Linked DNA regions of Mus musculus: region 2 is linked to region 1. A link is a loop called in an ENCODE intact Hi-C map of the cell type or tissue named here. Cell type or tissue: heart. All regions are shown on one strand. Each heading gives the region's core, and the rest is flanking DNA. Links, peaks and the distances in the headings are about the cores only.

Region 1 (2,922 bases), core at 150-2,649:
CCAAATACAGCCCTCCCCTGACACAGCCCACCCCCAGACACAGCCCTCCCCCTGACACAGCCCTCCCCCTGACACAACCCTCCCCCAGACACAACCCTCCCCCAGACACAACCCTCCCCCTGACACAGCCCTCCCCCTGACACAACCCTCCCCCAGACACAGCCCTCCCCCAGACACAGCCCTCCCCCAGACACAGCCCTCCCCTGACACAGCCCACCCCCTGACACAACCCTCCCCCTGACACAACCCTCCCCCTGACACAGCCTTCCCCTGCCACCCTTTCCAGGAACCTTTTAGGGGCAGGAGTGTTGCTCCTGTGCTAACTGCAGCTTCCTCTATCATTACAAAGCCAGTGGGGTGGCAGAACTGGCTGACTGGCCTCTGCCTGTGGCATTGGTGCTGTCCTGCTAAGTGGGCTGAGACCTGCCATACTCTTCAGTACCACCACCATCATCTTGCTGAGGAATGGCAGCCTAGGGCAGCTCCACTTCTCCCTCCTGGACAGTTTTCGTCAATGTGATCTGCCTCCAAAGAACATTGCATGGCCTCCTCGGATTGACTGTGTGGAGGTAAGCCGGTTATCATAGATTTTCTGAACTTAGAGCCTCCACTTCTTTGTTTTTTTGTTTGTTTAGTTTAGTTTAGTTTAGTTTAGTTTAGTTTAGTTTAGTTTAGTTTAGTTTAGCGAGACAGGGTTTCTCTTTACAGCCTGGCTGTCCTGGAACTCACTTTGTAGACCAGGCTGGCCTCAAACTCAGAAATCGGCCTGCCTCTGCCTCCCAAGTGCTGGGATTAAAGGCGTGCGCCATCACCGCCCAGCAGAGCCTCCACTTCTTGAACCTGAAGCTGATGACTATTGGGGAGACGGTAAGAGATAAAGAGAACAAAGACACGCAAATGTGGGGCAGAGGAGGTCTGAGGGAGAGTAAGATTTGCAGAGCAGTTATCCCCAAAGCTTGCATAATGCAGAAGGTAAAACAGGGCATGGTGGAGACTCGTGATTCTGCGGCTTTGGTTAGAAAAGGTGGGGGTGAAGAAGGCTACAGAAACTGTGGGCAGATAAGCTAGCAGTTGAAAAGGAAAGGAAAGGAAAGGAAAGGAAAGGAAAGGAAAGGAAAGGAAAGGAAAGGAAAGGGGGGGTCAAAATTAGTGTCCCCTTGCATAGGATAGAAAGATATAGGATAAGAGTTAGTGGCAGCAGTGTGTGTGTGTTAGTGCAATTCATATATGTCTTGCTTCTGTCTTATAGAAAAAGTTATGTAAACTCTTAACATTATTCATACAAGGAAATGGAAACCAAAATTTTTCTGTGCCATCAAATTAAGGATTTGAAAACAAAGAAAAAACCAAGTTTTGGAAATGGAATAGCTCATTTTCTCAATAATGAGTTTCTGTGAAAATCTATCAGTGACTGTTGCTATTTTCAAGTGTGAGGATACACTAATTTTAAAGAAACGTTTAGTTTTAATAATCTCACTTGGGGTGTTTTTATTTTATTTTTTTCTGGAATCAGGAAAAGACACATTACTCCAGGCTAACAGACTTCCATTTCAGTCAGCATCCTTTATGGTTGGTTGTAGCAATCTTAAGCCATAATTCAGCATCAGGCAACCTATGACATTGTTGACCTTGATCTTATTCCAGCTGTATGTAGATCAGGGTGGTAAATAGTGTATTGGTAGCCACAGGCACAGAAAATGTTCCTGGAATTGGTTTGTCCACAGTGATTTTGCCCAGCTCTGATTACTGTAAAGGCGGACCATCCCTTCCAGTTATTCCTCTGGCTCATTCTGAATAGTATGCTGGTTTTACACTAGGGATATACGTGGGCTAGGATCTCCCCCTAGTGTTGAAACATTGGAAACACATCAACTGCAAGCATCACTGATCAGAATGGAGATGCCATCTGATGCTGACAGCTCACAGGAAGTTTATAATTTCTGAGAAGATAAGCACGATGCCAGATTGGAAAGATTTGAACAAACACCTAATCCCTCAATGCTCAGATGACAGAACAAACCAGCAACCATCCAGAACTTACCTAATGGGCAAAATAAAGAGCCAGAAAATGGCCAGATAGCAATTAATATTGGAGAGCTCCTAGGTAGAAAATATTAAACAGCTGTTTTAAATCCTTGAAGCTCAACCTATTGAGTTCAATCTATGGCTCTCTCTAATATAGGACTGAACACTCAGTGTCTATTCCCTACACTGTGACCAGCTGTCCATTCTTTCCATTGGTTGATGGAAAAAAAGACACTTCTCTGACCAAGGAAACAGCAACTCAGGACTATCTATGGGTAATATGTAGAAGGCACATTGGCAGCAAGACCATTTTGCAACATACCAATAGTGGATTCTACCCTGTGAGCCTATAGAGACCATTCTTATTCAAACCACCACAGAATCGTACTAACTAGTGGGTTTTCTTTTTTTTTTATTAGATATTTTCTTTATATACATTTCAAATTTCAAATGCTATCCCGAAAGTTCCCTATACCCTCCCCTAACCCTGCTCCCCTACCCACCCACTCCTGCTTCTTGGCCCTGGCATTCCCCTGTACTGGGGCATATAATGTTTGCAATACCAAGGGGTCTCTCTTCCCACTAGTGGGTTTTCTTAAGGCTTTTGTATACACTCAAATTTTGGCTGACCTACCTACTACATTTTCCTCCCTTCCATCCTCCTACCTCTATCCCTGCTTATTCCTCTAATGCCCTGTATCTCCTCCTCTTCTTTTATTTCACATGTTTTCTACTATCCTTTAAACTGATTTTAAATTGGATTGTGAGATAGTAGACTTCTGTATGGCTTTTCATTCACTCTTCCTTTGGGTTAACCCTTCCCTCCACCCTACTGGTCTCCCCTTCCTGCTTAAGTCCTTCTAACCCCAATATTTCACCTCTACTTTTATTTTACTG
Region 2 (2,922 bases), core at 187-2,686, 1.1 Mb before region 1:
TTATTTATTTAGTCCATTCTCCTAAGGGATATCAGCTTGTAGTTTTCCTTTTTTGTTGGGTCTTACTTAGTTTTGGTATTAAAGTTACACTGGCTTTGCAGAAGTAGTTTGAGAGTCTTCCTTATGTTTCTTTGTGTTAAAAAAAAATGTGTGAGAAGGATGGGCTCTAGACTTTCTTTGAATGTCCAGCAGACATTCTGCTGTGAATTTATTGGTCCTAGAATTTCCTTGGCTGGAAGGCTTTTATTATTATTTAAGTCTCCTCATTTGTTATTGGTCTGTTTAGATTGTTAATGTCTTGGTTTGATTTTGTGATTTGACAGAATTGGTCCATACAGGACCTTTCGATTTTCCTGTTTAATAGAGTACATGTTTTTAAAATATCCTCTTACAATAGCCTAAATTGCTTTTGTGTTACTTATAACATTTTCCTATTCATTCGCTTCTGTGTTAAGTTCGGTTCTATCATTCTCTCTCTCTCTCTCTCTATCTCTCTATCTATCTATCTATCTATCTATTTATTTGTGTTGTTTTCTTTGTTTATGTTTTATTGATTTCTGATTTATTTTCTATTATCAATTTGATTGTATTTGGTTTTTATCAGTTTGAGTTGTGTTATCATGTCATTTATTTGTGCTGTTTGTTTCTATTTTAATGTCCAAACTTAGAGCTATAAATTTTCCTCATAGGATTGCTTTCAATGTATCCCATAGGTTTTACCTTATTATTTCATTTTCACTTAGTTAACAGGAAGTTTTTATTTCTCCATTGATTTCTTTTTGGATACTGTCATCATTCTATAATATGTCGTTTAATCTCTAGAGTGTTTGTACTTAATAGAGATTTGTTTGCTATAAATATTACATTTTATTGCAGTGTGGACAAATTGGATACAATGAGAGATTTCAAACTTTAATTTTTAGTGATTTGTTTTTTATTTTGGGATGTGGTCTAATTTAGAAAGGTGGTTTTTGCTGCAGAGTAAAATTTGTGTTCTTTGATGTTTGATTAGAAAATTCTGTAGATGTTTGTTAAGTACATTTGGTGAGTAATGTCATCTATTTATTTGATGTTTCTGTTTATTTTTGTCCAGATAACCTACCTATTGGAGAATGTTGGGTATTAAAATCATCTATAATTAATGGATTGATGTTAATCTGTGTCTTTCAATCCCCCTGCCCAATAGAAGTATTGCAGTTGTGGCTGCTGTGTCACATGTGTGTCAGTAGGTGGCAGACAAGATGCTTTGTCTGTGCTAAGTGTTCTCACATATGGACATCTGAATGCTTAGTAGCCTAACATTCGCTGAAAAAAACCGAGCCTGAGACTATCACCATCTGGTACCGGGGACCTGCACAGGGAGCTACCCTAAGACAACAACCACTCTGGTACAAGGTGGGCTGGGGCTAGCCAGAAACCTGCTAGAAGAACCCAGTCTGGTCTATGGTGCCCCAAAAAAGGAGCTAGCCTGAGATGAACACCAGTCTGGCACTGCCCAGACCTGGGGGAGGAGGGGAGACCATGCTCAAGAAGACCCTCCCCCTACCACACACACACACACCATACTGCATAATGCATAGTGTTAGAGGGCTAACAGGGCATAAGACTCCTAAGATCACTCCTGAAATGACTCAGATATTCAGACCCTGGACACCACTAAGAAGAGCAAGTAAGTGATAGAGAAATAGAAGAGAAAGAGAAACAGGAGGATGTAAGCACAACTAAGAAAGGTAGAATTCAATGTTAATTTAAAAAAAAAAAGCCTGATATGAGTTGTCAGTGACGCCACCTGGGACCATGATGCGGTCTTGACCTGTACTGACACTGGAGGGTGTTGGGTAGGGGTGGTATCTGGGTCTGTTGCACTGCACAGTGGTCTGTTACCACCGAAGTACAGGAGGACATCCTTGGTTTGAACTGCTACTAGGGACATGTTGATGTCTGAGGACTGTGAAGAACTGGCTTCACCCTTTACCTGGGCATCCTGGGAGAGCTGGCCCTGGAGGCATGAGAACAAGAGAGCTTACCTTGCCCCTAGCCAGCTGTACTCTGGAGAGTTCCCTGCACATTTTGGGAGTTGCAATTGAGTCGGTGTGGGATAGCTGACCCTACCACTCATCTTCCTCTGGTAGCATTTTCCCCCCTTACCACGTATGGCAGGCTGGAGACCTGGCCCTGGGGTGAAGAAAGCAGGAGATCTGGACTTGTCCTTCAATCTGGCTCGCCCTTCACCTGTGCAGCACAGTAGAGCTAACCTGGGATATGGGAGTTAAGATAAAGTTGGCCTTAAGGACTTGAGTGTGGGAGAGCTGGTCCTGTCTCTTGTCTACTGTGCAGTGACTTCCACAAAGAAGAGATTTCCTCCTCTCTCTTTTGCCCTTACCACCAGAGGTGGGTGGAAAAGTTGACCCTGACAGGATCATGAGACCAGGAGAGCTATCCCTACCCTTCACATGCTGCAACATTTGAGAAAGCAAGTCTTGTACTTCACCTGCACAGCAGGATATAGCTGGCCCTGGTGGCAGGGGTTGTAGATGGTCTGGCCACAAGGGAATGGGAGTGTGAGTCTGCTGGCTGACAAGGTCAACTACCTCTCAGGCCTAGATGCAGGCCTTTGAATTGGTCTGCCTCAGCATCTACCCTATCAATGAACTGCCACTGTGCATGAAGTACCATTTCTACAGAGCCAAAACTATAGGATCACCATGACACAGGGCAACAACAGGATATCAGAGAGGAGTCTCAGTGAGATTCCAGTATTGATAGAGTAGTAGAAGCCAGAGGCCTCATACCATGACTTGTTAGTCATTACAATGAAATTTTATAAGAAAGAAGTGTGGACAGAAGTGAATAATGTGGGACAACTGTGACACACTACAGATTCCATGATGAGATTATTTTTATTTGTTGGGAGGGAGGTTG

Evidence for each region. Peaks named below come from ENCODE experiments on the same cell type or tissue, not always from the same donor. Only the 100,000 strongest peaks of a DNase experiment are listed, where the experiment ranks them.
Region 2: a loop joins it to region 1, with 14 times the contacts of the local background. A loop is called at or near these places in 5 of 42 quality-filtered maps.

Annotation. Positions count from the first base shown.
Region 1 is chr6:56,807,756-56,810,677 of GRCm38, reverse strand. No RefSeq gene overlaps it. Among named protein-coding and RNA genes, the nearest start is that of Kbtbd2, 11 kb to the right of the region's middle. In heart, for the core only: no CTCF peak of the experiment used is centred there; no DNase peak of the experiment used is centred there.
Region 2 is chr6:57,858,201-57,861,122 of GRCm38, reverse strand. It overlaps Gm25726 (a small nucleolar RNA gene), which reads left to right and starts at 1,175; the gene lies at 1,175-1,303. In heart, for the core only: a CTCF peak has its summit at 1,216 (motif pointing right); no DNase peak of the experiment used is centred there; H3K27ac peaks cover 367 bases.